Regions from separate parts of the Homo sapiens genome. Here region 2 is linked to region 1. A link is a loop called in an ENCODE intact Hi-C map of the cell type or tissue named here. Cell type or tissue: IMR-90. All regions are shown on one strand. Links, peaks and the distances in the headings refer to the core of each region. The heading gives the core; the rest is flanking DNA.

Evidence for each region. Hi-C counts contacts between places; a loop is a spot of excess contacts. Peaks named below come from ENCODE experiments on the same cell type or tissue, not always from the same donor. Only the 100,000 strongest peaks of a DNase experiment are listed, where the experiment ranks them.
Region 2: a loop joins it to region 1, with 3 times the contacts of the local background. A loop is called at or near these places in 4 of 110 quality-filtered maps.

The regions. Positions count from the first base shown.
Region 1 is chr11:105,044,054-105,060,159 of GRCh38, reverse strand. CARD16 (caspase recruitment domain family member 16) reads left to right here and starts at 14,825. Exons shown (of 4, transcript NM_052889.4): 1 at 14,825-14,869; 2 at 15,502-15,768. The coding sequence starts at 14,863. LOC107984381 (a long non-coding RNA gene) reads right to left here and starts at 12,160. Exons shown (of 3, transcript XR_001748352.2): 1 at 11,997-12,160; 2 at 1,747-1,800. In IMR-90, for the core only: no CTCF peak of the experiment used is centred there; DNase peaks (open chromatin) are centred at 12,819 and 14,789; H3K4me3 peaks cover 1,650 bases; H3K27ac peaks cover 2,377 bases.
Region 2 is chr11:105,170,419-105,187,147 of GRCh38, reverse strand. All of the region lies in intron 4 of LOC105369468 (a long non-coding RNA gene), which reads left to right. LOC105369469 (a long non-coding RNA gene) reads right to left here. Exons shown (of 5, transcript XR_007062872.1): 3 at 3,627-3,778; 4 at 3,225-3,375; 5 at 2,338-2,447. Among named protein-coding and RNA genes, the nearest start is that of CARD18, 39 kb to the right of the region's middle. In IMR-90, for the core only: no CTCF peak of the experiment used is centred there; a DNase peak (open chromatin) is centred at 9,237; H3K27ac peaks cover 290 bases.

The DNA.
Region 1 (16,106 bases), core at 8,107-16,106:
TCAGTAAAGTATATGTCTTCCTGCATGTATCTTAAACGCTGTAGCTGACTAATCATCAGTCTTACCACATATAAAGCAGGGACAATTCCAGTCCTTTTTCATAAGACTATGTAAAGCTAGAGGCAATATAATGCCAGGCATCACATACCAACAACTTCCAAGATATTAGGCCTCATCCAGAACTCTCTCCTTGGAGCTCCAGATTCATTTAGCTGTAGCAGCATATTCAACAATTCCACTAGAGTGTTTCACTGGCATCACAAAATGAATACAGCTGAAATTAACCATTTTGTTTTCCAGAACAAACCTGTTCCACTTTTAACCCTTTTCCATTTAAGTAAAAAGAGCTAAAATATACTAAGTTTCTGCCACCAGAATGTAACTAGTTTCTTCAATAATTAATAGGAGTAAGTACTAGAGATCCTGGCACATAGCAGATACGTAATTAATATGTGATGAATAAACAGATGAAGTGTATGCATGCAATAAAGAGTAGTTTTCCTAATTATTATTAGGATGCTACAAATTGGAATTTTTCAGTGTTTACTCATTTCTGTGAATTAAAAAAATATGATTGGGGAACTCCTATAAAATGTTTAAATTTTATAACTTTTTAAAACTTTTGACTGTAAGATTATATTATGAGTATTATTAGAGTTTAAATATTCTCAGATCCATGTTTTTCAGGGATAGACAAAATTTTCCATAGAATTACACTGAAATCTGCAGCCCTGAACTACTAGAGTTTACCAATAATTATATATTATTTATCACGTACAATTCTCATATATAATGAGCACTAAATTCCAAAATGAAATAACCTTTCTGATCAGCAGAGGTTGTGGCAGGAAGGAGGTAGCTGCAGATACCTGCAGCAGGGGTCCAGTGGCTCCCTGCACTCTATCTGCATTTGGATTCTCCAGAGTGATGGATCCCAGGACGTTTTAGGGTCACTAGCCCAGCAGACCAGGAAGCAGGTTAACAAGGCTATTAGAAGAGGTCTAGGCCTTGGCCAGGCCTTTGGATATGGTTATAATTCTGAGGTTTTCCAGCAGAGCATTGGATTCTGAAGTTCAGGATAAGAAGAATCCTAGCTATTTGTTTGTTTCATTTAACAAACCAACATATATATATATATAAAATATTATATATAATATAATATATAGATACACACATAATATACATATATTATGCAGTATATAGAAATCACAGTTCCAAGACTGTGATTTAGTCAGAGACATAGCCATGTAAACCCCTACATGCCATGGCAATTGTTTGTCTGACCCTATACCACTCCCTCTCTTTTTGTCTCAATGTAAAGAGATTCCAGGGGAGATTCCTGAGAGAGTCCTATTTCATTACATAACAGATAAGACTCAAATTGAAATGCTTATCTAAACTCCTGATTTCCACATTTCTTTCTGTTGTACTGCTAGGCTAATAGAAACTCTCTTTGGGCAGCAATCTGCACTATAATATTTATAATATTGTAATAAAATAACCATTTTCATGCTAACTTTACTATAGGATATGAGAGAAATTTTGTCTAATTTTTATTTTACCTAAAATCACTTTATATATATATAGATAGATAGATAGATATACAGATGCATATATAGATGCATCTATATCTATGTCTCTATCTCTCTATCTATCTATCTATCTATCTATCTAGATGCATAAAGGTCATTAAAAGATGACTATTAACTTAGGAAATTCTCCAAACCTGTAAACAGGAAAACATACCCCCAGACCTGGAATATATCAGGACCCTGGATGTCTTCACATTGGCAGAACTTTCTGAAATGAGAAGGAGGAACATATGTCACTGTTTAATCTATGAAGAAATATATGCTTAGAAGGTTTGGTTTCCTTACATACTCTTAAAACTTGTTGCATCCCCAGAGATCAGGTTTTTATCATACACTTTAGCAAGATATTTATTCTAAAATATCATTAAAAACGAATGGAAACAAATGATTGAAATAGAAAAAATACATGAAATATAACAAAACAATATAAATTGTAGACAGGATAATAGTACTTTACTCATAGTTCCTATGTCTTGATTGGGTCATGTAACCAAACATAAATACTATGCCTGTCCATTCTTTTCATGAAAAGAAACCTTGTTATTATATCTTAGTAAACTTTTCTTCTAATTTGTATGCATGAATTCTTTTTTCTTTTCCAGAAGGAAGGCTCAAGAATCTCCCAGTTTCTTGCACAATATCAGTCAAAAGAGATGAATATTATATTTCACAAGGGGATAGATCAGAATGACTATTACAAACTTATCCAAAAGAGATATATTATTTCCTCACATTATAAAACACAAGGTAAAAAACTTAGTGTTGGTTGTTCAGCACTTTGGAGGCAAGACGTCCACATTTACGTCAGAATCTCGTACAAATATTTGTCCCTTTGACCTTGGACACAGTACTATTGTCACTAGACAACATTTCTTCTTTGAATAGCTGATTTCAAAATTTGTTAAAAGATATCTGAAACCCGTTTCTTCTAGAAAAGTTGGTCATTCACTTAAAGTTTGCTTTTAAAATACCAGGATGGTACAGAAATCAATATTCTGTTAAGTGTTTGCTGTATATATGTATCTGTGTGTGGTGTGGACTAGGAGGGAACTATTACTCCAAAATGGAATGTTGTCTCATCCAGTTTTGTAGCCACATGTACCTATTAAGTACTTAACTTGTGGCTAGTGGCACATGTTGATAGAGTAATGTTTTGTATAAATTATAATAAATATATTATTGAAATTAATTATACCTTTTGTAAATGTGATATTACAAAATTTAATATTGCATGTGGAACTCACATTGTATTTCAAATAGATAGCACTCTGAACAGGTATTTATTTAGTACACTCTTGCCCAGACACAGTAGAAAGTCCACATGGATGAATCAGTACCATACAGTAAAACCACTGGAAAAATCAAACTGTTTTTCTGAATAGAGGAAGGCCAAATGTAACCCTAAATCATCAAGATTTTTTTTGCAGAATGATCAGAATCTGTGATTGCATTTTTTGTGTGTGGAGGGATGGAGGGAGATTTCTGCTTTCTTTATCAGGGAATTCCCTTTTCTTCTTCAACAACAATACATTTCCTTAAGCTGGAAGTTAAGCACAGCTATAATCCCTACAGGCAAAGAAGTCTTTTTCCTAGGATTTCTCTCTCTCTTTCTCTCTGTCTCAACTTTCTTAGGTGATAACCTGGGTCACAGAGGCAGAAGACATCACTTATATTGTGTGATATCCCACAGCTCTTCCACAAATCAAAGCTGGACCACCTGAATCAGCAGAATCTACAAATACTCTCAAGCTTTGTCCTCAAGAAGAATTATTGAGACCGTAAAGAAAAACCTGGAGAGATGCTGTGCTCTGTTCATGAAATGGACAAAAGGAGAGAATCAATTGCTTTCATTAAATGCACTATTTTTAATGGGGTCTTGCTCTGTTGCCCAGCCTGGAGTGCCATGGTGTGATCATAGCTGACTGCTGTCTTGAACACATGGGCTCAAGAGATTCTGCAGCCTCAGCCTCTCAAGCAGCTAGGACTACAGATGCACACCACCATGCCAGGCTGATCATTTTAATTCTTGTAGAGACATAGTCTCACTGTGTTGCCCAGATTGATCTCTAAATACTGGCTTCATGAGATCCACTGCCTTCACCTCCCAAAGCACTGAGATTACAGGCTGGAGCCACAGTGCCAGCCATAAATGCACAAATACTTAAAGCACTAAGTGACTGGGGGTGATGACAGTAGTAACCTTTATCATAGATGCTTTCAGCAAGGAAGGGTTCATATGGCTTCAAAAAGATACCAATACTCATTCAACCCATGATAAAACGTAGATTCATCATTTTTTCATTTATTGATTCTTGTATCTATTTGAGATATATTACAATTTCAGCTATAGTCACAGAAGAAAAATAGTTACATGATAGCATAGCTGAGTAATAATTATTTGTACTCTGGTTGAAAAGCCTAGATGTGAAGCATATTTGAAAAATATAATTAAAGCTTAAAAAACAGTATGTTGATATTTTTTAAATAGTACAAATATAATCATAATATGGAAGGCAAACAACCTCTGCTATATTCATTTTTACTGGTGCAGATGACATCTCTCAGTTTTTATGAAATTTGATTTGAACCTGAATATAAGAAATGTTTGAGTAGATGCAGAAGAAAAATAAGAAGAAAGGGAGTAGGAATTATTCTAGTTTCTTTAAGATTCTTGACTAATCATCCAGATATGTCCTGGTTCTTGCTCTGGGCTCTTGAGAGAGAGGAAAGCAGTGTCTTTTGATAGAGGTTAGGGAAGAGGGCAGCTATACGAGGTTTTAAAAAAACAAAATTGTGAAACATATGGAGATTGAAAAGAGACTCAGGTAATCAAAGTCACTTCATCTCCATCTCCTGCAGATCAATCTAATAAAAAAAAAAACAGAAAGATCTGCAAATACCTGGCTCTCATTATAAGCAATACAAAGTTTGACTATCTGACTCCAAGGAATGGGGCTCACTTCGACATCACGGGAATGAAGGAGCTGTTTCAAGGCCTGGGCTTCTTCTGCCCCATACTTGATATTAGATGTGTGATTATATGTGTAATTAACTTAGCTACAGAGTTTTATGAGTAAGGAGAGTTAAGCCTAGCAATTTTGTAATATAGTAAGAACTACATGACATGATATATGTAGAAAACTAATTATAGTTCTGTTCATACTTAAATTGCTCAATAAAGATAATGATGACAACAATGATAGTGGTGATGTTGATGATGATAATGACGCAATTTGGTTGACCATGAAATAGGAGGAGTCAGCCACTTGACTGTAAGTATTATTTGGAAAGTATTTCCAAAAAGCAGAAGTGAGGGAGTGGGGAAGGGAGATGAAAGAAAGATAATATTCCAAAAAAATGCAATAATGAATTCATTACTGCTCTGAGAAACTGGGTTCCAGTCTTTCTTCAGGATTGTCTACAATTATGTAGATTCTACCTTACTAGAAGATGAGGAATTAGAGACATTCATCAATGGACTAATGCCATTCATTGGTTGAAATTAGCCCCCAGGAGAAGGTCCTCCCTCTCCTACAATTCTGGACCCACATATGCACAGCTAAACAGTCCTCAGTCCTTTGATGAACATCTTCGATCTTCAAAGCAGAAAGAACCTGAAGCACAGTGGCTTGATGTGTGACAACAACCACATGAGGGGGAGTCCCCACTACAACAGCACTAAAGTCAGGAGGGTTGAAGTGGTGTGTTATGTGATGACAATGATTTTTCTGAGTTACATAGTGAAAATAAACATCACATACTACATTGCTTATGAAACTTATGTTGCATTATTTATCCCTTAAATTTCCTTTCTTTTCTTAATCAATATAGTTATTACATCCTTTTACCCTCCCGTCTCCCTTGAAATAGATACATTTACTCAATGTTTTGAAATCCTTGTGGAAAAATGCTGTTGCTTTTCCTTACAAAAAATTTTCTCGTATGTAACATATATTTTTCTAGCATTACAGATATGTGAAGAATCATATTGAGATAAGAGGTAACATTACTACATTTGTGCTGTTCAATAGGTATTATTGTTCTTCAGACATTAAATTTAATCCAACAATTCTCCAAGGCAGGTAGTTGACAGATAGAGAAATGAGACTTGAAGTCAATGATCATACAAATCATTATATCAGTGTAAATTGGTGAGATTAATAATAATTTTTAATAATAATCTTAATAAAATTTACAGACTGTAAGTCTAATCTCAGGTCTCCCAGGCAGAGGCCACAAATACCAACACCATATAGGCTTGGCAGAGAACACACATTAAGTTAATCAGGTTAGGTGAACGCAGGAAAAATCAGAAGGCATAATGAATGCGTCATCAAGGACTCAGTACCAGGCAACCCTTTCCATGTTGAAATTCAAGCAACAGAGGCCTGGAATGAAACACTTTATTTGAAATCTTACAATTTTTTACCTCTGATAATTAATTCAATGTCAAGATAAATCACATCTGAGAGAGCCAAAGAAATATCACTGGGCTTATGATGGACTCTGTGGGTCACCAGTTTTTACTTCTGTTCTAGCACATGTGGTTGTTGTTCCATTTTCAGATTATAGATCCATGAGGTGAGGTTGCTCCTCACTCCATTGGCTAAGTCATCAATCTCTCTGAGAATCTGTTTTCTCATCTGCAAAATGGAACTAATAATACCTGTATTCATTTCCTAGGGCTGCCATGACAAATCACCACAAACAGGGAGGTTTAACTGGAAATGCATTCTCTCAGTTTTGGAGGCAAGAAGTTTGAAATCAGGGTGTCAGTAGAGTAGGGCCATGGCCGCCATCCTAACTACTGGTTGCCTCAATCAATCTTGGTGTTCCTTGTTTGCAGCTACATCACTCTATTCTCTGCTTTTGTCATTATATTGCTGCCTTCCCTCTGTGAGTCTGTGTCTTCACATGTTGCTCTTCCTGTCTGTCTTTGCTCCAGAGCCCCTTTTCTTTGGTATGAACATGAGTTGTTCCGGCTGATGGCCCTACACTAATCCAAAATAAACTCATTGTAACTGATTATATTTGCAAGGACCCTATTTCCTAATAAGAGCACATTCTGAGTAACTGGGGTGTAGGCCTTCAATATGTTTTTATGGTACACAATTCAACTCATCACAATGCCGAACTCAGAGGGCTGTTAGAAAGCAGTTATTCTTTGAAGTTATCCTATTACAGATACATTGTGCTTCTTCAATCAGTGGACACATATTTTTCCCCAGTTCTGAAAAATTTGCTTTAAATATTTTGTCTTTTCTATTCTCTCTCGTCTGTCTTTCTGGTAAGTTGATCAGCTATATCTCAGAGTTTCTCATTCCATCCTTCGTACCTGTGAAGCCTTCTCAAATTTTTCAGCCTCTCATTTCTGCTTTGATTTTGCAATCTAGATAAATTAGTATTAACCCATAAACAACAAGTATCTGAAATGCCTTGGTCTGCTTATACATGCATTTTATAAACATATAAACATATTGGAAAAATTTAGGAGATTTGCTACAATTTGAAGAAAATCACAAATCATCTACACTAGAAATACTGAAAAATTAAGTTAGGTATGTAAAAAATGCACAAAATTTATGGAGTTGTTAAGTCTATTTTATCATTTACTACTATATTATAAAATATACACAAATCTATTATAGAAAGCTAAAGTTTATCAAAGTTTATGCACTCATAGATAAAACATAGTACCACTTGAAAAGAGAAATGTAAACAAATATAAAGATACAGTATTAAATCCTAACTGCACAAAATTAACCATGGATACTGTACTCCCATATTTTCATAGCCATTTCCTGCTGCTATTTCAGTGAACTCAAGTTTTGTATCTGCTTAAAATGCCATGTGACACTCATTATCTCTACATCAGCAGTTTGTATCTCCAGTAAATTTCATATTGCTATAAAAAGCAGTATCCTTGGGTTTTTAATGTATTTTTCGTTGCATTTACTGCAACACCATAATTCTCGAATAACAGCACGGGGTCCAGACAACATACCAATACTGATGGTGTAATGTTCCCAAGAAGCAATGTCATGACATTACAAGAAAAAGTAGAACTGTTTGATATGTACTGTAGATTGAGATCTGGATTTGTGGCTGCTCACCATTTCAAGATAAATGAATACAGAATGAAGACCAATGTAAAAAAATAAAAGGAGATAATAAAGCTATCACTGCACTGTGCCTGCCAGTGCCAAAACCTTGCACTATTGTGAAACAATTTTTAATCTTGTATTGAAATTGAAGGGTGTAAGTGGTGGCAGAATTTTCATATGAAAGGTATATTTATAGACTCTAATATGATTCCAGAAAAAATGAAGTTATTTTATACAACTTAAAGGAAAAGAAAGGGGAAGGATCTAAAGGTGGATACTTTAATGATAGCCAAGGATGGTTTGATAATTTAAAGTGCTTTTGCATTAAAAATGTCAAGACATCAGGGGATGCAGCTTTTGGTTATCAAGAGGCAGCAGATTGGTTCCCAGAAACTATTAAGAAAATCATTGAAGAGAAACTATACTACTGGAACAGGTTTTGAATACAGGTGACAATGTTCTAGTCTAGAAAAAAAGATGCCAAAAAGGCCATTTGTTAGTAAGAAATAGAAGCAAGCACAAGGATTTAAAATAGAAAAGGATAAGCTAATTTTACTGTTTCATGGGAATGCAGTCAGGTTTATCATCAGGACTGCTCTTATCTATAAAGCTACTAAGCCCTGAGCCTTGAACAGAAATGGTAAACACTAGCTGCCAGTGTTTTGGTTGGACAACAAGAATGCCTGTGCAATGGGAGCACTTTTTCTCTATTGATTCCTTTCATGCTTTGTCCCTGAAGTCAGAAAATATTTTGCCAATAAGGGACTGCCCATTTATGATTCTTTTGATGTTGGACAATGCCCCTGGCTACCCAAAACCTCATTAGTTCAATTTGCAAAAAATCAAAGTGGTCTACTCGCCACCAAATGAAACGTCTCTAATTCAGCCTCTGAATCAGGAGGTCAGAAAGAACTTTAATGCTCATTACACATGTTACTCTATGAAAAGATTTGTGAATGCCAAGGAAGAGACCATCGATAGAGATGACATCATGAAAGTCTGGAAGGGCTACACCACTGAAAATGACATCATTGATATTAAAAAATTAAAAGCCATGATTTTGGGTGCAGTGGTATGGGCCTATGATCCCAGCTACTAAAGAGGCTGAGGTGGAAGGATAGCTTGAGTCCAGGAGCTTAAGGCCAACCTAGGCAACATAACAAGACCCCGATAAATTTCTGCTAGAGAAAACTGTTTCCAGAAGTTGTCCATGACTTCACCAGCGTTTATGAAAAAGCCAATCAAGAAAATAATGAGAGATTGTAGATATTGCAAAAAAAGTGAATAACTTTAAGATATGGATCTTATAAAAATTCAAGAGCTAATTGCACATTAGAGAAATTAACAGATGAAAACTTGATAGAGATGTGTGCTTCTGAACCAGTTCCAAATGATGAGGAAGAAGATGTAGAAGAAGTAGTGCCAGAGCACAAATTGGCATTATAATTTGGCAGAAAGATTCTGATTTTTCAAAGCAGCTTTTGACCTGTTTTACAACAAAGACCATTCTATGATATGAGCACTGAAACTAAGGGAAATGGTGAAAGAAAGATTCATACTGTCTAGAAAAAATTTTAGGGAAATGGAAAAGCAAAAATGTCAGACAGAAATAACTATGCATTTCCACAAATATAAATGCAGTGTGCCTTCTTCTCCTGTGTCCTGTTCCACCTCTTCTTCTGCTTCTGCCACCCGTGAGACTGCAAGACTAAGCCATCCCCTTCCTCCATCTCTTCAGCTTACTCAATGTGAAGACGATGAGGATGAAGACCTTATGATAATCCACTCTCACTGAGTCAATAGTAGATATATTTTCTCTTCCTTATGATTTTCTTAACAACTTTTTTTACTTTAGCTTACTTTATATTACAGTATATAATACATATAAAATACAAAATATTTGTTAATCAGTGGTTTTTGTTACTGGTAAGGCTTCTCTTCAATAGCAGGCCATTAGAAGTTAAGTTTGGAAGGAGTCAAAAGTTATATGCAGATTTTCTTTTCTTTTCTTTTTTTTTTTTTGCGACCGAGTCTCGCTTTGTCTCCCAGGCTGGAGTGCAGTGGTGCGTACTCAGCTCACTGCAAGCTCCACCTCCTGGGTTCAAGCCATTCTCCTGCCTCAGCCTTCTGAGTAGCTGGGACAACAGGCACCCGCCACCATGACGGGCTATTTTTTTGTATTTTTAGTAGAGATGGGGTTTCACCGTGTTAGCCAGGATAGTCTCGATCTCCTGACCTCCTGATGCGCCCGCCTTTGCCTCCCAAAGTGCTGGGATTACAGGCGTGAGCCACCGCAACCGGCCACAGATTTTCAACTGAATATAGGGGTCAGTGCCTCTAAGTATTTCATTGTTTAAAGGTCAACTGTACATCTCTGTATCTTCCACATTATATACATTTTCGCAGATTTGTGTGTCTGCCTTTTAATCTGTCCATTATTAAATATAACTAATTTTTGTATTTATACATGCTCTATTTTTATTGTTTCTCAAATTATTGCTTATTATAGAATAATTACTTTTTGCTCCCTTTATTTACATCCTTCTATATTTGATATAGAATGATTTCATTCTATATTTGATATTTGATTTGTCCAATATCTCAATGTCCTTCAAGATTTAAATTTATAGTCTCTTCTTTCTGCTGATATATCCTTATAGTGGCTTGCTTTCTAGTGTATTTATATACTTCATCTGTCAGTGTAGTTTATATTCTGAGTGGGCTGAAGGAAAAGAATGGCTTCTGTTTCTGCTGCTAGGCAACACACCACATCCAAGACCATGTCTATCCCTCCTTGGGGATTTGGCTCTATCTGGTTCCAAGATGAGACTCTAACTTGTAGAGGTTCCATGGGTCAGTTATTATCTATGCTGTTGGTGTAGAAATCTGACACAAGGAGACCACACCCCTCCTGGCCACTTGCCTGTCCAGGCAAGCTCTTTACTGCTTCATCTTCGCTCCTTCCTACTCTTCTGCAGCTTCTTTCTGTAGTCAGCACCAACTCCCAGACATTCTTACCCCTTCTCCTGTCTCCAACACTCAGTCCAATCAGGACCCAGCTCCTGGTTCACATGGTACCAGCAATGCCTCAAAGAACATGTCCTATTAAATTCTGGATGTGGCAGTGCATGAAGTCTCAAGGGTGAGGGTCAGGATGAGATTTTGGTTTCATAATCTGGGGTTATTCCAAGTACCAATATTTTTAAACGGTTCGACAAGAGGAACCAATATAGATGAAGTATCTATTACAGAGCCTGGGCCTTATTAAGCACTCAATATGAAATAGTTACTTTAGAAGCATGTTAACGTGACTCTCCTACTTAGGAAGCTGCAATGGTTTCCTATTGCCCATCTCATCATTTAAATAGTTTACTGGGGCTGACTGTTATAAATTATCATAGTCTAGATGCATTTAACTCAGAATTTATTTCCCACTGACACAAAAAAGCACCTTTTATCTGCTTATCTACTTCCTATTTCCCAGTGTAGTTAGTACCCAGTTGAAGAGGAGTGCATCACATACAGCAAGTAATGAGTGAGGTGGTGGGCTGGCTTCTCACCCAGTTCTCCAGCTTGGGCTTACCAAGGCCTTGAAGCAATTTTTTACCTGATCTTCCTATCATAAAATGAAATTAATGCTTATTCAACATACTGAAGTGAAGCATATGAAAAATTTAGAAGTACTTAACCAAAAAGTACATTTGTACATGACCTTGCTTCTGCTCTATAGGTCATGACTACCATAAATGAGAGGTACTATGGCATGATCTCTACACCTGGCATTGCATCCTAGAAGGTAAGAATGATTAGGAGGCCCCTTCTATACACGAGAACACAGAGGCTGAGAGATGTTAAATAACTTGTCCAAAATCTAATAGCTCATAAACAGAAGTTGACCTCAGGACTGTTAGATACCCAAGTCCACACTGATAAGCTGTGCAGAAAAGGGGAAGGTTTTAGACAAAGAAAACATAAAATAACATGTTATAGTTGATTAGTGTTCTGAATTGTATTACTCAAAATGTGCTAATGGTCCACAAATATAAATAAGAAGAGGAGTTGGATAAACTGAAAGGGTATATGATGTTCTAAAGCTTGGAAATGGGATGGTCAAAACCCAAGCACAGGAATTTTCTGTCTTCTATGTCAGAGGTTCTTATAGTACCTACTCTGTCATTTAAAATAATATTGTTTCACAGACTTCACACTGATAGAAGGATTTTTAAATCATTATGCAGATTTTAAATATCACTTACAGTAGAATTGCTACATTCATTTATTTTAAGATAATTTTACTTACGTAATGCTATTTTCCAGGTACATATTTCAGTCAATAAATTGGTTCCTGTAGGTTATCTCCCCTCTGTCTACCTATCCCCCTCCAATGTGGGTGGCGGGTAATTACATTTCAGCCACTATGAGAACTGCTTCCTCTTACCAGAATTATGGGTAATTTTTGGAGGCTTGATTGTGTCCTGAAATCAAGAAAAAAAATGTTTTTCCAAATTAGTCTGTTATTACTACCATTGACCTTTTTCATTTCAAATTTTAACATTATTTTAGTATAATTTACATAAAAGAAAATGTACCCCTTTTAAGAATATAAATTGATTATTAATTACACAAGAATATTTAGTATAATATCCCATTTAATAGACAAACCGATATTGTCACCCCAAAAAATTTTGTCTTGCCCTTTGTTCTCAATTTCCTTCCATTTCCTCCTCTGATAAGCAGTGATTGAATTTCTACCACTACACATTAGATTTTTCTAATCTAGAACTTTATATAATTGGAATCACAGGGTATGTGCTCCTTCCTATATGGCTTCTTCCACTCATAATGAAAGTATAAGTTTTTCATCCATGTTATTGCATATATTAGTAATTTTTTCCTTTTATGACTGAATAGTATTTCAGTGTATGTGTCTAGCACAAATTGTTTACTTATGCTCCTGAATTGGAATTTGAGTTGTTTCCAGTTTTTGACATCTTCCTTTTTGAGGAAATAGCGAGCCTTTGCACTCTAATGGCTCAGTGTTTACATTCCCAGGACATGACTCAAAGCTCATGATTCTACATCCCCAGACACATGGTCTAATCATTGTTTCTGTGTCCTGGATGCCACTTTGGCATGCATAAACTCCGTGGTTCTTGGCTCTGGCTGGTGGGGAGAAACCCTCATGTGAAACCCTTAAGCAGCAGAAAAAATAAATGAGTCAGTACATAAATTTAAAAGTAAATAAACTAAAGAGAAGTGGTGCACAGACAATTTCTGCTTTCTTCCATGCTACAAATCCTTCCAGCGGCAAGGAGCTCAAGATTTTGCTGCAATCGGATTAGGTCATTGGCAGAGTAAAGATAAAAACACCATGAAAAACACCTTAGATTAAAAGCCACGTCATTGTCCTCCTACACAGTCCGTTCTACTTAACCAATGACATTTAACTCTTAGCCTGGAGCACAGGAAGTAAAACTGGTAGCCCACATGTCAAACCGTAAATATTTTTGTAAATCTGGTCATTATCCTCCAAAGGTAATAACGTAACAGCCCAAGAAAATTTTTGGTAAAAAAAAAAAAAAATGATAAATGAAATGTACCGTGTGCATTTTGCTATTAGTCCATCTTCCATCAAGTTTATTCATGAAATAAATTAGCCACATTGAGTTTATTTCTGGGATAATCAATTCAGCATGTACTGACAAAGGCAGAGACCTCTTCTGGCCTTCCCTGGCTCCTCTGTGTACAATTTTCATGAGTCCTGCAATACTTTGTCTCCCACTTCTCCAATTAATTTCTTATTCTTCTCATCGCTTGGCATATTTTCACATTCTAAATATTCCAGTTACATATTACATACCAGGTTTCATGTGTATCTTTCCCTCTTGAATGTGCGAGCAAGAGGGAAAGGATCATAATATATGTTTTGATGGAACCCCTGACACCGAGAACCATGTTGTCCACATATATTTGCTAAATGAATGACTGGAGGCACTGCTTGAGGATTCTAACAAAAGATAAACTTAGCTAAAAAATCTGCAAATAATCATCCTTGATTATTTTTCTAAACTGAAATATTTCTATTAATTATAGTAATATCCCTCATTATCTGCTTACCATTTGCCAGGCAATGTTCCATTCATTTTTCACATTTTTATCTCAATACTGCTCAAAACTGTGTAGATGTGTATGTACTATTAATAATATTATTTTACAGACAGAGGAACCAATGTATAAAGAAGTTTAATATCTTGCCCAGGAAGGTGAGTTTAACTTGCTAGGTTCAACATTCTGAGTTCAGAGTCTATGCTTTGGGCCTCTGTGATGCAATGTCCCTCAAAAGAAAGCCATCCAAGATGAGTGAGTGGCTCATGGCTCATGCCTGTAATCCCAGCTCTTTGGGAGGCCAAGATGGGCGGATCGCTTGAGCGCTGGAATTCAAAATCAGCCAAGGAAACATAGGGAGAGCCCGTCTCAACAAAAAATACAAAAATTAACCAGCCCTGATGGGATTTGCCTGTAATTTTAACTACTCAGGAAACTGAAGTGGGAGAATCATCTCAGCCTAGGGAAGTGGAGGCTGCAGTGAGCCGTGGTCATGCCACTGCACTCCAACCTGGGCAACAGAGTGACATCATGTATCAGAAGACAAAACAAAACAAAAAAGCCATCAGGAAAGGAAGAACATTAAATAAGAAAAGCTTTAATATTGGTGAAAAATGTTTACATTTCTTAAAGCAAAATTGCTTCACAGGGACATATATTTCCCACAAACTTTCCCCAAAGCTGTGAGGTGGGGTCAAGGGAACAGTGGTTCACATTCTCCAAAGGTTGTGTTAATTTTTTCGGTCAAGTTTTCGAATGAATGGGAAACTCTTCACTGTGTGAATTTAACTGTACACATACTTTCTCAATCCTGGGGCTTATTCTCTAAGCCCCATTCCCCTCCTACCCTGATCTATCCAAGGGCTGGAGAAAAAAGAATTCCCTTGGATACACTCTCTGATGCAGGCTACAGTTCTGATTCTTTCTCTGGGAAGAAAAATAAAGATATGCATATGAATGTGCAGTGGGTGTTTCCCAATATGTGTACACGCCCTGCCAAAAAGGAAGGCGAAACATACTTTCAGTTTCAGCCCACACAAGAAGGGTAGGAGAGAAAAGCCATGGCCGGTGAGTCTTTTACTGTTCCAAGAACAGGTCCCTGGGAAGAAAGAGTTGTGGAAAGGGCTGGCTCTTCTGGAAGCCATAATTAGTATCTGTGGAAGTTTAGGTGAGCAGAAGTGAGGGAGAGGGAGGAGTGGGAGGAGAGAAGGAACTAGAAGATTTTTGCAGGCTTTAGAAAGAAAAGGCAAGCCCAGAAAGGAACAGAGACTTTAGGGGTAGCCTGCTGTCATTTTGCAATCTTAATTAAACCCTTGCTTACCTGTCGTAAGTCTGACAGAGGGTACAGAATTGGCACAGGAGGAGTACTAGCAGCAGTGGTTCCTAAATGAAATGGGCTATTTCTGCTTCATTACTTTATTATTCAGAGTTAAATAAACATGGGACACAAGAGGATGATCTCTGCTTTCCAGGGACTGATGTGGAAATGGTAAACTCAGTCTTCAGGTCACTCCATGCACATATATGGGGACTACTGAGGGAAACAAGTAGGACAGCAATACAGTAAGAAGAGGGATTACCCAACTGTGAGGAGGGGGACATTTCACTGATGAAATCTAAATGAGGTCACTTTCTGTTGATGACGTGAGAGGAATATGAGGCTGTTTTCATGATGTGAGAAATCCTTGTGCTCCAAACAGACAAGGTCCTGAAGGAGAAGAGAAAGCTGTTTATCCATTCCATGGGTGAAGGTACAATAAATGGCTTACTGGATGAATTATTACAGACAAGGGTGCTGAACCAGGAAGAGATGGAGAAAGTAAAACGTGAAAATGCTACAGTTATGGATAAGACCCGAGCTTTGATTGACTCCGTTATTCCGAAAGGGGCACAGGCATGCCAAATTTGCATCACATACATTTGTGAAGAAGACAGTTACCTGGCAGAGACGCTGGGACTCTCAGCAGGTAAGGGTCAGTGACTCACACTCAAGTTCACCTAGGGCCTGTCTTCGTGCCTAACATTTGATTTCTTTACTAGTCATGTTAATCTGCAGAATATCTTCTTATCTCTGCCTTTGGGCCATATTTCTGTAGCAGAGGCCCTATTGCATGTCCCTTGACTCTTTTTTGTGTTCCTTCATCCTCAGTGCCCTCTTCTGATTAAAGTTCATTTTCTGTTCTGAGTACATGGTAGCTAATTTCCTTAAGGTCATGAGAACTATCTAGAAAGCTTCATACAATATGTTCCAGTGTTCCTGGCAAGGCACGATATTTATTGATTGATTTATTATTTTGTGTCCAGG
Region 2 (16,729 bases), core at 5,900-13,899, 130 kb before region 1:
CATTCCTGTGGTAGATCTTTCTCCAATGCTTTATTTTGCATCTATGGATATCATTACATGTGAGATAAGTCTTTTAAAGAGAGGAGACAGAGGGGTCTTGTTTTTAATCCAGCTTGCCACACTTAGCCTTTTACATGGGGCATTTAGACCATTTACATTCAAGTTTAATATTGATACATGAAGTGTCAATCTTATCATGATGTTGTTAGTTGGTTGTTTTGTAGTTTCTATTGTGTGGTTGCTTATAGGGTCTGTTGGCTAGGTACTTAAATGTGCTTTTGTGGTAGCACGTATCATTCTTTTATTTCCATGTTTAAAACTACCTTAATTAAGGATCTCTTGTAAGACAGGTCTAGTGGTAAAATATTCCCTTAGTACTTACTTGTCCAGAATAGATTTTATTTCTCTTTCTTATATGAAGCTTAGTTTGGTAGGATATGAAATTCTTGGCTGGAATTTCTTTTCTTTAAGAATGCAGAAAATAGGCCCCCAATTTCTTCTGGCTTATAAAGGTTTCTGGTGAGAAGTATACTATTAGCCTGATGGAGCTCCCTTTCTATGTGATCTGACCTTTATATCTAGGTGCTTTTAAGATTCTTTAGCATTGACCTTGGACAGTCTGGTGACTATATGCCTTGTTGATATTCATTTTGTATAATATCTCACAAGTGTTCTCTGGATTTCTTCAACATGATTATCTACTTCTCTAGCGAGATTAAGGAAATTTTTTTGAAAGATTTCCTCAAATATATTTTTCAGATTGCTTACTTTTTCTCCTTCTCTCTGAGGAATGTCAAGAATTCATAGGTTTGATCACTTTATATAATCTCATATGTCTCAAATACTTCATTTATATTTTAAAATTCATTTTCCAGGGCCGGGTGCAGTGGCTCATACCTGTAATCCCAGCATTTTGGGAGGCTGAGGTGGGTGGATCGCTTGAGGTCAGGAGTTCGAGATCAGCCTGGCCAACATGATGAAACCTTGTCTCTACTAAAAATACAAAAAGCTGAGGCAGGAGAATCACTGAAACCTGGGAGATGGAGGTTGCCTGGGCTGAGATCACGCCACTGCACTTTAAAAAAAGGGAGGAAAAAAAAAGAATTTCTTTTCCTTTATTTTTGTTTGATTAGGTTAGCTTAAAAGACCAGTCTTCAAGCTCTAAAATAGCAGACCAAAAAATAAAGCTCTGTTGAACTATCAAGATGTCTTTCTACAATTTTGTATTCTTTTACCTTTGTTTTGGCTCTTCTTTTAATATTTTGTTCTCACATATATTTGCAAGTGGAGAATTCCTTTTTGGCAAGTATACATGTTTTTACAGCCATGGCTGTACTATACTCTATCTTTTCATGAAATTCTAGCTTAATACAAATTTAGATAAAGTTGATTTTACTTTGGAACTTGAGGTCCGAGACATTAATTTAACCCTCAAGCTCTCTAGTTTCTCTATTAATTAAATGAAGAAATTGTACTAGATAAGCATTAAAGCTCTTGATTATTTTTCTCTTCCCAGAAAGTTGTAAGAATATGTTACCTGCTATTTGAAAAAGATGCGTTCTGGAAGCTTATAAGCTAATAGGCAGTTTTGCATATCAGTAGTGAGTGCATATTTTTCTTTCTCCTGAAGAGCTAAAGGGTGGGCATCTGGGCCCAGGAGATAGCAGTGGATTGTCAGGCTGAACATCTTGACTCAGTTCCCATTATCTATAAATGTGCCTTTAATGATGATTTCATGAGAAGGAGGTATAAGTAATACCATTGGCTTTCCTTATATATGGTACTAGTTTTGAGATTATAACTAAAGTAATGTGCTAGGATCATTGGGTTTTTTATTAAAAGAAATAGTACCTAGAGCTTTATTTTAGTATAAGCAATGATGTTTGGCTACCTGACATAATCATAAGGTAAAATTTAGGACTAATGAGGCCTATTTCCCAAATGAAAGCAATTTTAGTAATTTACATGAGTCACCATGACAAGTTTTCCCTTGTGACCAACGCACAATTTAACTTCGCTGAAATCTATTAGAGATAAAAACAATTTCCTAGAGTTTCAAATCTTTGTGCATATTCTTTTATTTTTATTTTTTATTATTTATTTATTTATTTATTTGGGACAGAGTCTCGCTCTGTCGCCCAGCTGGAGTGCAGTGGCGCGATCTCAGCTCACTGCAACTTCTGTCTCCTGGGTTCAAGAAATTCTCTGTCTCAGCCTCCCAAGTAGCTGGGATTACTGGAGCCTGCCACCATGCCTGGCTAATTTTTGTATTTTTAGTAGAGTCGGGGTTTCACCATCTTGGCCAGGGTGGTCTTGAATTCCTGACCTCCTGATCCACCCACCTCAGCCTCCCAAAGTGTTGGGATTACAGGCATGAGCCACCGCTCCTGGCCCTTGTGCATATTCTTAATTGCTTCCAGCTATAGCCAAGCTGATTCTGGATGAACCTGCACATAGAATTAGAAGAAAAATAAGAACTCCAAGTTTATTAACTTAAGAAAATGTAATCTGTATATATATTTTGTCAAGCTCATACTAAACTTTGCAATCATTTCTACTTTCTTGAAAGCAGCTGATGGACCAAAGAGTATCTCAAGCATTATTTATCACCATCTCATTTTTTGTAGCATTAATGGTGTTCTGTTTCCTTTCCAAGCAGAAATATATGAAGTGACTTGCTTTACTGTATGGAGAACCCATGCATCATTCATAAATGGTCTTTTACATTTAACGTAGCACAATAGGTTTTCAACAATTTTCCATTTTGAATTGGTATATATCAAGTGGGTTCAAAGATGATGCTGCAATGTCCACATTTTAAATTATAGAAGCCCTCTCAACCTCTAGTCTCTTTCATTGTGTGGTATTTTATTTAATTCTGGTGTGGTGGTGGTGGTGGTAGTGTGTGTGTGTGTGTGTGTGTGTGTTAGGGAAAGGAACCTTCAAAAATAGGAACTGCTTCAGATGGATATGGGCAGAAAAAAATCATTAGTATATAGCAGTTTCCATATTCTCTTGTTTTTTTTTTACTTCGTAACTGTCACTAAAGAAGGAATATACATACTGTTAGTTTCCTACTGCTCTCTTAACAAATAGCAATAAACTTGATAGCTTAAAACAACAGAAATTTATTATATTACAGTTCTCAAGGCCAGAAGTCCAAAATCAAGGTGTCAGCAAAGTCATGCTCCCTTTGAAGGCTGTAGGGTAGAATCCTTCCTTACCTCTTCCACATTCTGATGGCTTCAGCCTTTTCAACTTGCGCCTGTGTAACTTCAATCATTGTACCCTTCTTCACATGGGATTCTTCTCTTCTGCTTCATATCTTCTCCTCCTCTGAATTATTCCATCTCAAAATCTTTAGCTTAATTATATCTGCAAAGAAGATTTTTTCTAAACAAGGTCACATTTACATTTTTCAGGGATTAGAATATGAACATACCTTTTGAGGAGGGCCATCATTCAATCCGCTGCTAATCAGGCCAAAAGCACAAGCATATAGCTAGAGGAAAATCTTATCTACTTCTCTGCATCTGGCAACCAAGTTCCTGATTCGTTTCCTTACATGGATAATTCCAATTAGATAAGAAAATCTCAATTAAAAAATATAGTCGACTGCTGCTTACCTTCTTTTTTTCTGAGGCACACAGTGTCTTGATCCTTCTACTTTCTAAATACATCTCTTTGTATCTTTCATGGCTCTCTTTTTGCTTCATTCTTTCCATTTATTTTTCTCATTTTTTCTATCTTTGGTGTATAGACCTTGACTTTACTGTAGCTAGAAGGAAAAGGAAAAATGTTTCGGTTGCATGTATATTATCCACTGCTTCAAATCCAAATCACACTGTAACCAGTTTTTTTAAGCAGGGATAGGGGTTGAGAATGTGCTGTTATGTATGTGCACAGTGAGGCCAAGTAAAAAAATTGAGACTACTAGAGAAATAAATTGACAGACAATAAAATAAGTAAAATGATTTACAACTTATTTGAAAAATATGTGATGAGCTAAAAGGACAGATTTGTGTCAGAGAGAAATTATGTGAATCCTAGAACTGGAGAATAGGGAGAAATGATTGCAAGGAGAATAAAATCAGGATAAATCACTTGACAATACCCTTCCAAAATTATCTGAAGAATTGAGAACTTCACTAATTAATAAGTTTCTACCTTAACTGCTAAATTTATATGTAAATATTTTTCCATTTTCACAAGCATTTATTGAGTGCCTACTGTGCACTAGATACTTTTTAGTGTATTGATTCTGGTATAAATTCAGAAATGCTATTGTGTTGGATCCTAGGTATGCGTGTGGTAACCAAAGTCTGCAAACTCTGTTCCCTGGTTTACACAATAGAGAAAATATAGCATATGATAGAAAAACAAATGTAAACAAGTAAAACAAATAGGCAAACAAGGAATTTTCAACTGAGTTTTGTAAAAGTCAAATTATACTCAATGGACACTATATTTGAATGGTTTAAGATGTTTGGAAATTAGTTAAATGTCAGAACAGTTTTTGTGCACAGGGTGATTTTAATAAAGATTAGAAAACTGTAATAATGCTGCTGAGGATCAATAAATAGACCTTAATATTAGAAAATAATATGGTTGTATTCTCATACTGAAGTATGGAAGAAGAATGTTATGATTAGTATAGACATTTTTTCTTGCCATGGATGTTATGTAAAAACAATTTTTAGAATTTATTGAAGCTATAACAATAGAAAGTATTTCTAAAAAGTTCTTATTCACATTCTAAATTTTCATTAGAGTCATAGGAAGCTTCAGCATAAACCTTAAGATTTTACATTTCAGCTCAAGTAATATGCACATAAAATTTGACATTTTCCAAAGAAGAGGAAAATTTCAGATCAAACGTTGATACATACTTTTTTTCATCATTGCTTTTCTCCATTCCTTAAATTCTTATTCTGGTTTAACGTCATGACAATCTCTCATTTCACTGACATTTCATAAAAAGAACACAAGGATTTTCTAATAAAGGCTTTAGAGATCTCTAATTCTTCTTTGGAAATTGGGCACTTACTTTCTGTGCATTTAAATCACTTCTAAGATAATTATCTCTCCTAGTCTCTACAAACATAAATATAACTGTTCTGCTTTCTAAGTCATGGTTTTCTTTAAGTATACTTGCTATATCTTCACTTTCTGTGCATGAATATCAGATTAGGTCTCATCAAAAGCGATCTTTGTTTGAAAAGTAATTTCAAAGCCAACTAGCATCATAACAACACATTTTAGCTTGCACCTTTCCGTCCTGCTCAGAAAACACAAGGTGATGTTTGTCACTTATATTTAGAGTCAAGTGATCTCCAAGAAGCATACTGGATAAGTTCACATAATGCCAGGTTCCTGACAAGAGTTTCTTGTTGGTTGGCTTCAGTAGCTCTTGCTCAAGAATTGCAGAAGTACATGTTTCTGTAACACATACTTCCTCAATAACCCTATTAGGTAATCTTAATATCATTTCCCTGTACTCTGGGAGGCTGTGTTTTTGCTAAAAAATCCCTTTGCTTTTTAACTTGAAAAAATAATCAGAATTTATTGACTCTGTGAATATCTTTGAATAGACCACCAAATGATAATAAATCAATAAACAGAAGCACAATCTGTATTTTTGGAAACATGTTTATATCTTAAAATAGGCTAAAAATATTGTAATATTTTAAAAATTTATATATGGCTCATCAGAAGCTCATTATTGCTCATTGTCTGCTAGAGAATATACTTCTTTAGTTCTTTGTAGGATTCAGAGCTATTTCTGGATCTCAGTTATAAGGCACCGGCTGAATCATTCACATTGTCTCTGAAACTTGGGTTGGCTCAAGGCCAAGTTGTTCAGAAGACTTTCTGCTAATCGTATTTTAGTCTTGTCTTTGTAAAAGGCTATGAATTATCTTAATAGAATATCTGTTAAGCAATAGTTTAGTGAGACCTTAGCTTTCACTTTAATAACCCATTGAAAGGAAATATAAGTGTAAAAAAGCAGTCTTTATGAGTGGTTTAGATCATAGACTCTGGACTCAGACAATCCTGATTTCTTTTTTTTTTTTTTTTTTTTTTTTTTGAGACGGAGTCTCGCTCTGTCGCCCAGGCTGGAGTGCAGTGGCGGGATCTCGGCTCACTGCAAGCTCCGCCTCCCGGGTTCACGCCATTCTCCTGCTTCAGCCTCCGGAGTAGCTGGGACTACAGGCGCCCGCCACTACGCCCGGCTCATTTTTTGTATTTTTAGTAGAGACGGGGTTTCACCGTTTTAGCCGGGATGGTCTCGATCTCCTGACCTCGTGATCCGCCCGCCTCGGCCTCCCAAAGTGCTGGGATTACAGGCGTGAGCCACCGCGCCCGGCCGACAATCCTGATTTCTAATTCTCACTCTAGCAATTGGTGGTTATTCAACTTTAATAAACCTGCACAACCTTGCTCACAGATTAATTTTTCCATTTCTACAATGAAGACATGATATCTCATACTCTCACAGTATTATTTTGGCCATGAAACAAGCTCATACTAAAATGCTTAACACATCGTACACATAAATATTAACTAATATTAAAATCTAGTTTATTCAAGAAGAATATTTTGAGAGGAGTTTGCTTTAGTCCTTGACATGACTTTCTGTACACTTCCAGGCAATCAGTAATAATAGATAGATAAATGAAGAAACTAAAGCACAATTATTCAAAAGAGATAAACACAGAACTCCTCTTTGATTAGAAGGATCTTGCCCGCACCTAGAGTAGAAACTTACTTCTTCAGAATAGTTTGTCACAACTATTATCTTGTATTTTTATCATAGATCTTATTTATTTGACTTTTAAAACAAGCATACTTTTAAAATATGTTAGAAGGGGAACAAAACTAGCAGAGCTGGGTGATATGAAAGTGACCTTAAGAGCTAATTGTTTAAAATTTTGCAAGAAAATACATATTATTTTGCAAATATTCCCTGGAATGTGCACTTGACCTATCTTTTCTTCAAACGAAGTTATTCTGGACAGACTGCTAGCATATGATAAATGTGTACTATGAGTAAGTTACTATTGTAGGACTAGCTGAACAAAGACAGAGGACTTTTTTAAAAAAGCAATCAGCTGTTTCTGGGATGTTTCACGGTCCCAAACTGGAAACATCAATTAATATGTTAAAGAGCTAATCTTTATTTCTACTTCTACATAAGTACAGGAGCAATATATCTCTGGAAGTATATAAACCATTTCTCAATAATACATAATTTTATTTTGTTCATATATTTGTGTCCTTCACACTTTGTGAAATTTACCAGCGAATGCATTATCATTCATTTTAATAAGTTTATTCCGCAATTTCAGGGGAACACAGGGCAGCTCTAGTTCTCAATACATAAAAGGAAAGCAAGTGGCCCGCTGGCTGAAAGGTAGCTATGTAAATATTAGCAAGCAGAGTTTAAATGCTTGGCATTTATCCAATTGACCAGAGGATTCTATATCTACACCATTAGAATAATCTTTAGAAGTCATAAGAGGAATCCCCCAAAGTGTCATATCCCTTCCTTTAAAAATACCATGCATGTCACTGAGTGTACCATATGGTATTTATATCACTTTTTAGTTTTATTAGTTTAATCTGAACAGAAAAATATTCTTATGTATATGGGTGCAGCAAATGGTTGAAATGATAGAACTGTGTCTAAGGCAAAGTTATTTTAAAAAAAACATACTTGTAAGCCTGTGCAACCAGATAGAACATTTTATGGCTAAAAGCTTAAAAATATATTTCAGATAGAGAGATCAGTAGAGAGACAAAATATTGATCAGATATCCAGATTATACTAGAAAATTTTATTTATATGCAGAGCTAATTTCCATTCCGTTACAATTAATATTGTTTTAGACATGTATGAAAATAATATATTAATAAATATTTATTAACGTATGCTGGGGAATGAGATAAAAAAATGAATCTGTTCTATAACAATATGCATCTCCAGTTCTAGAAAAGGTTAAGACAAAATTTAAGGCATTGAAAAGAATTAGCTCTTTATCTTCTTTTAATTTTTAGACTGGGTCCAGAATCAAAAATATATTTATGGAACTATCAGGTTGATTTCAAAATTTAATTGGTCTCTAAGATGTTGATCCAATATCTTTTTCACTTTTCACCTAAAAATAATTATTTATTATGTTATATATGTTTAATAGTATAAATCTTTTATTCATATCAGCACCATGGTTAGGCCAGAGAGTTCCCTAGAGGCAGAACGGCTTCAGTTCCCAGACCTCGGCATATAGACTTTTCTTTTGTTCTTAATTTTAGTCCAGGGTAATGGTTGACAACCTTGAAATTCAGAAGGATCACTAGAGAGATACATGCTACACTATGCTATTTAACTTTATAGACAATTTACAGGATATTCAAGGATAATTGTGATTAGTTGTCTGCTTTTTGCCTTTTCAAGAAAAACTTAGGTTCTAATCTCTATAGAACTGTGATTCCTCTCTAATTGTACCATGACATAACATGTTTATTGTACCTATTCACAGTAAATCCTAATTGCAACATTTCAATCCACTTTATTCACATAACTGAAAGCAAGGAACAAGTTTTTTTTTTTTTTTTTTTTTTGAGACAGAGTCTCGCTCTTTCGCCCAGGCTGGACTGCAGTGGCTCTGTCTTGGCTCACTGCAAGCTCCGCCTCCCGGGTTCACGCCATTCTCCTGCCTCAGCCTCCCAGGTAGCTGGGACTACAGGCGCCCGCTACCACGCCTGGCTAATTTTTTTTGTATTTTTAGTAGAGACGGGGTTTCACCATGTTAGCCAGGATGGTCTTGATCTCCTGACCTCGTGATCCGCCCGCCTCGGCCTCCCAAAGTGCTGGGATTACAGGCGTGAGCCACCACGCCCGGCCGGAACAAGTATTTTATGTGGTACTTGCAAATAACTGTAAGTCTCCAAGTCTTAAGAAAAAAATAAATAAATAAAGTTTTTATATCTGCTTAGGTTTCTAGTTTTAAGATTTAGTTTCACAAAACTTTCTCCATTCCAGTGCTAAATGCAACTCAGAGTTTTTCAAAAAAACAATATAAATGAGACTCTCTGCTAGGAACATATTCCTCAAAAGAGATCAATGGCAGAAAAAGTCATAGACCCAATTTCTATAAATAGTTTCCAAAATGCTACTTAATATAACAGTAAGAATTGGTCCAGATGGCTCTGTTTGGCTGACATGGTAACTCTTCCAGTAAATATAGACATTAGATGATGATTCATTACTATAGCACTTGGGAGATTTCATCTTCTTAAAAAAGAATCCCATTTAAAAACATATTAAGCCAACTTTGTGTCTGTCTCATTCTCTCAAAGCCAGGACTACTCTAAAGACTTGTAGGAGAGAAGACAAAGGTTCTGTAGTGATATGGTTTGGCTCCTGGCCCCAATCCACATCTCATGTGGAATTGTAATCCCCACATATTGAAAGAGGGGCATGATGGGAGGTGATTGGATGATAGGGACCGATTTCCCCATGCTGATCTCTTGATAGTGAAGGAGTTCTCATGGGATCTGATGGTTTAAAAGTGTATTCCCCCCTCACTCTCTCTCTCTCTCTCCTGCTCTGCCGTGGTAAGAAGTGCTTGTTTCCCCTTCACCTTCTGCCATGATTGTAAGTTTCCCGAGGCCTCCAAGTCATGCTTCCTGTTAAGCCTGCAGAACTGTGAGTCAATTAAAACCCTCTTCTTCATAAATTACTGGGTCCCAGGTAGTTCTTTATTGCAGTGTGAGAACGGACTAATACACGTAGTTACCTTGTAATGGAAAGAAATTAAAAATAAAACACCATTTAAACTTTCTTAACAAAGATGAAATTGTTAGTTTATAAATCTATCAGAATATGTACAGGACTTATATGCTAATTTGTAAACTCCAAAACACCAATGGAATAAATAAAAGAAGACCTAAATAAATGAAAAGATAAAACTTGTTTACAAATTGAAAAATCCAAACAAAGATGTTGTCTTCATTTTTTAATGCATTATATATAGTTATTAATATATGCACATATATGTAGATAGATGTAGATATAATGTTTTATGCTATTCCTATGAAAACCCAAGCAAGATTTTTCTGTAGATATAGACAAGATTATTCTAAAATTTAGTTGGAAACATAAATGCTAGAATAGTTAAAACAATTTTGAAAATCAAGGGAAAATGTGATAGGAATAATACTAAGTTTCAAGACTTATTATGTAACTATAGAAATCAAGATTGTGTATTATTGGCATAGGGATAGATACATAGATTAGTGAAACAATAGAGAATCCAGAAGTTGTTTTTATAAAGTTCAATCAACTGATTTTTTTAAAAAAGGTAGAGAAGCAACTGAATAAAGGAAGGACAGCTTTTTCATTAAATGGTGCTGAAACATTGGACATCTATAGACAAAAATACTTCCATACATACGTACATACATACATAAATACATATATGGATACATAAAAATTATAAAAAAAACAAGCCTTTAACAAGCTTTAAAGTTTATACAAAAATTCACTCAAAATGGAAAACAGGTTAACTGCAAAATGTGAACTTATAACACCTTTAGAAGATAACATAGAACCTATAATCCCAGCACTTTGGGAGGTCGAAGTGTATTGTTCGAGGTCAGGAGTTCCAAACCAGCCTGGCCAGCATGGCAAAACTCCGTCTCTACTAAAAATAAATAAATAAATAAAAATTAGCCAGCTGTGGTGGCACATGCCTATGACCCCAGCTACTTGGGAGACTGAGACATGAGAATCGCTTGAACCTGAGAGACGGAGGTTGCAGTGAGCCAAAATCACGCCACTGCACTCCAGCCTGGGTGACAGCAGGACTCTGTCTCAAATAAATAAATAAATAAATAAATAAATAAATAAATAAAATAACATAGGAGAAAATATTTGGGATGTAAGGCTATGTGAATATTTCTTAGACACAAACCCACCTATAAGAATATAAGAAGAAAAAAAGTAACAATCTGGACATCATTCAAATTAAGATGATTTATTCTGCAAGGCTGTTCAGAAGGATATAATGACAAATTGTAGACTTTAAGAAAATATTTGCAAACCACGCATTTGTCAAAGGACTTATATCTAGAACATATAAAGAACTCTAAAAATTCTACAATAGAGACAAACAAATAAACAGTTCAATTAAAATGAGCAAAAATCATAAACTAATGCTTCTGCAAAGAGCATATCCAGACGGAAAATAAGCACATAAAAAGATAATCAACATCAGTGCCCATTAAGAAGAATGTAAATTATGAACGCCATGAGATGTCATTACACTCCTAGCAGAATAGTTAAAATAAAAAATACAGGATGTGGAAAAACTGGATCTCCTATACATTGCTGATGAAAATGTAAAATGGATCGGTCAGCCTGGAAAATTTTATCAGTTTCTTAAAAATTAAACATCACTTATCATAGGAACCAGCAACTGCACTCTTGGACATTTCAACAGATAGAAAAAGTCCATTTGAAGCACTGATCACTAAAAGCTTAGTGTTTGCCAGAGTTTAGGAATAGTGAGAGTTAGGTGGGGATGGTAAAGGCGGATGTTTAAAATGGTATCATGAGGGATAACTTTGTGGTGATGAACTGGTTTTGTGTCTTTACTGTGTTGGTTATAGAACTCTACATGTGATGGATTGACAGAGAAATACACACCTCCTTAAACAAACATGCTCCACCAATGCCAATTCGCCAGGGAGCTTTGATATTTTTCTGTAATTTTGTAAGGTATAACCATTTGGGCAAACTAGATAAAGAGTAGAGGGGTAATCTCAGTACACTCTACTGCAACTTCCTGTGAATCTATAATTATTTTTAAATGTTTAAAAATTTTAAGTTTTAATGTTCTGTGAAATAAAAGTCATTAGGAAAAACTGCACACTGTAGTTTAGCTTTAAGAATCAAACATATATTATTATATTAAAGTACACATTGTGTTCAGTGAAGAAAAAGTATTTTGGTTAAGACCACATGTCCCAAAACTTTTGATCAAAGAACACAAGTTGAGCATTTTCCTGTGAGGACAAAATGGTGACTAGCATACACAGCCCATGTCTGAAGAGAATAAGTGTGTTTACTTGAAAGAATGTATAGGGAAATTGTACAAACACAAGAAAAGTCATGATCTGCTTATTTAGTTAACAGAATTGAATAAAGAAGAATGAAAAATAAAGTTTTCAACCATTTTTTCCTGGAATTTAAAGTAGACACTTGATAAAAAAGACACTTAAAAGGATATTCTAAACTAGACTTAAAAATGAAAATGGGAGAAGCCTTTGGAGAACATGAAAAGATAAATAAATGTACTGTAGCTATCCATAGAAATTCAATTATGTTATCCTGTTTTCAGGAAGTAGAGGTTAGCAGTATTTTTCATAGTGCTTCCTGAACAAATTGGTTTTCTACTTTGGCATTTTTGTGACAAAATAATTTCAGTTCTTATGAGTCTTCATTTCTCTTTCCTATATAAAAAGCATAGAAGATTGTCTTCCACGGTTTTCAAAGCCATTTTCCTTACAGTGACTTCCCTTTAGTCAAAAAGTCGACATTGTTTGAAATTTTACATTTCCTTACATATAAAAGAGTGTTCCAGCTGTACAACTAGGTACAATTTTACAAAATTCACTTTAAAAGTTTTGACTGAAAATATTCTCCAAATTTGGGAATAAGTAAATTTTTCAGAATAACAATTGCTTGAAATTATTTTTAATACTAAATCAATATTTGCAGTATATTTTAAAACGTTTTACAGGTTTGGTATAAAGAATAAATTAGATAATTTTAAATAAAATATAGAATCTTCAGATGTGATATTCTAGAAAAGTCTGCATTATTTATTTTAATTCTTAATTCCTATAACTAGACTTTATTTTTTTTTAGCAGTTTTAGGTTCACAACAAAATTGAGCAGAAGGCACAGAGATCTCCCATATAGCCCCTGCAGGTTTCCCATATACCAAATACACAGCTTTCCCCGTTATCAAGATCCTTCACTAGAATGATGCATTTGTTACAATAGGATGAACCTACTTTTACACATCATCGACCAAGGTTGCTAGTTTGTATTTGGGTTCATTCCTAGTGTTGTACATGAAATAGGTTTTGACAAATGTATAATGACATGTACCCACCATCATGGTATCATGCAGAGTAGTTTCACAGCCATAAAATGGCTTGTGCTCTGTATTCATCCCTGTCTCCCCTCAACCATTAGCAACCAGTATTCCTTTTTCTGTCTCCATAGTTTTACTTTTTCCAGAACGTCATATGGTTGTATCATATATCACATATCCTTTTCATATTGTTGTTTTTACTTCTTTTGTGATTTTGCTAATTTGAATTTTCAAAATGATAAACCAATAATCATAGTATAATTTATTGAGTCTTCCTTTGCCACTATATATTTTTTAATTATTTATTTGTAATTTAAATTTATTTTTATATTGTGTTTTCTTTAAACTCTAATTTTAAGTTGGGGAAGAGGTATGTGTTACATGTTGTTGAGATTAAATTTCTACTTAAGACAAGTTATTTGTCTATCCTAAATTTTATATGCCACTGATTTGTATAGAAGAGAATATTTAATTATTAAGGTGTTCTAATATTTTGATAGTTTTATTAAATTTTCTCTGCCTCTTTTTAGCAATTTAAATATTATTGCTTTCTGCTGGATGAATTCCAGTATTACTTTATTTGATTACTCTAAGATTTGCCTGCAATATTATTGGAAATGTAGAAGTTCTATCCATTAATTAGAAACGAATTTGCATCTTCTCTGTACTTGCTTTTTAAAAACATTATAGAAAAACATAACCAGTTAAAAAATGATAATCAATAATCATGTGCCCACACTAGCTTAAAAATCTATTGGAAGATCTAGTTAATACAAGAAAACAAGGAAAGGAAATAAAAAGTATAATTGGGAAGGAAAAAATGAAACAGTCTTTGTGCAGTGATGACAGGATCATCTCTGCAGAAAAACCCCGAAAATCAGCAACAACAGCAAATCTCCTAGAAATAAAAATAACTTACAGCAAGATTGAAGGATACAAGGTTAATATACAAAAGTCATTCACTTTCCTATATATAATCAATGAACAAATGAAATTGAAATAAAAAACATCATTTACATTAAAATCCCCAAAATGATATATTTTGGTATAAACCTAATAAAATATGTATAGGATTTATACATAGAAAAAACTGCAAAAGTCTGATGAACCAATCAAAGATTTAAATAAATGGAGAGATATTTCATGTTAATGGCCATGAAGATTCAATATTGTCAAGATATCAGTTCTTCTCAACTTGATATATAGATTCAATGCAATACCAATCAAAATCCCAACATGTTATTTTATGAATATTGACAAACTGATTATAAAGTTTATATGGAGGGGCAAAAAACCCAGAGTAACCAATTCAATATTGAAATAGATCAAAGATGGACGACTGACACTACTGAATTCAAGACTGACTACTATGGCGCTCCAGTAATCAACATAGTGTTTTATTGGTGAAAGAAGAGCCAAATAGATCAATGGAAGAGAATAGAGAACTTAGACCCACAAAAGTACAGTCAACTGATCTTTGATGAAGGAACAAAATCAATACAACCCAAAAAGGTAGCCTTTTCCAAAAATGGTGCTGGAACAACTGGATATTCAAGTGCGAAAAAAAAAAAAAAAAAAAAGAAGATGAATCTAGAAACAAACTTTGCATTCTTCATCAAAATTAATGCGTTATTGATCACAAATATAAAATGCAAAACCATAAAACTGTTAGAAAATAACAGGAGAAAAACTAGATGACCTTGAGTATAGCAATAAATTTGCAGATACACCACCAAAGGCAGAATCAATGAAAGAAATAATAAACCGGAACTACAAGAAAGTAAGAGAAGAATCCACAGACTAGGAAAAAATATTTGCAAGACACATATCTGATAAAGAACTGTTATCTAAAATATACCAAAAAAGAAAAAAAAAACCTTTCAAATTCAACAAGAAGAAAACAAAAGAACTGACCAAGTGGTTATGTATTTGAGTATCTTCCTACTGAAGAGGAATAAGAAATAAGACAAAGCAAAAACAAAACAAAACAAAACAACAACAACAAAAAAACCCCGCAAAATTAGACAAAGATAATTCAGTGTCTGGCAGAGCAGAGATCATTTTAAAATAATTAAATAAAATTTCAGGATGAGGAATCTATGTTTATAAAGGAGATAAAGAAGTAGTAAAATCGCCATTTCTGAAAATATTTAGTCTTCCTCTATACATACCCACAAAGGATGTTGTAGAAAGAATGGAGTTATAACTTGATGACGCCTACATTCTTATTAGACGTTAATTACATTATCTCTCTCTCTCTCTCTCTCTCTCTCTCTCTCTCTCTCTCTCCTTTCACCCCTCTCTCTTTCTCAGCAGCTGTTAAAAAAAATAAAAAAGGTCAGCAAAACTATAAAAACTCTAGAAAACCTAGGAAACACCAATCTGAACATCAGCCCTGGCAAATAATTTATTCGTAAGTCCTCAAAAGCAATTGCTACAAAAACAAAAATTGACTAGTGGGATCTAATTAAACTAATGAGCTTCTGCACAGCAAAAGAAACTATCAATAGAGTCACAAACCTACAGAGTGGGAGAAAATATTCACAAGCTATGCATCTGAGAAAGGTCTAATATCCAGAATTGATAAGGAACTTAAACAATTCAACAAATAAAAAACAAATAACCCCATTAAAATTTGGGCAAAGGGCATGAACAGACACTTTTCAAAAGAAAACATACACGTGGCCAACAAATATATAAAAAAAATTCTTATCATTAATAATTATTACAGAAATGAAAACCAATAACATGTCATCTCATATCGGTAAGAATGGCTATTATTAAAAAGCCAAAAAACAACAGATGATAGTGAGGTAGTGGAAAAAATGGAACACTTATGCACTGCTGGTGGGAATGTGAATTAATGCAGGCACTATGGAAGGCAGTTTGGAGATTTCTCAAAAACCTTAACACAGAGCTACCATTTAACTCAGCAATTTCACTAGTGGTTGTATACTCAAAGGAAAATAAATCATTCTACCAAAAACACACATGTACTCATATGTTTATTGCAGCACAATTCATAATTGCAAATACAGGGAATCCTCCAAAGTTCCCACCAATGGTGGACTGGCTAAAAATAAAAATGTACATATACACCATGGAAAACTATGCAGCCATAAAAAAGAATGAAATCATGTTCTTTGCAGAAACATGGATACAGCTGGAGGCCATTATCCTAAGCAAATTAACACAGAAATAGAAAACCAAACATTACATGTTCTCTCTTGAAAGTGGGAGCTAAATATTGAATACACATGGACACAAAGATGGGATCAGTAGACACTGGAGACTGCTTGATGGGGAGTGTGGAAGATGGGTGCGGGTTGGAAGGCTACTGATGGGTTACTACACTCACTTCCTGGGTGACAAGAGCATATGTACACTAAACCTCATTGACACGCAATTTATCCATGTAACAAACCTATAAGTGAATCTCCTGAACCTAAAATAATCATTAAAAAAAAGATCAGAAAGAAAATGTTACTTATTTTGATTCATTAGGCCCATGACCTGTTGAATTCATCCTGGAAACAATGGATTTTAATAAGAATAATGGAGAA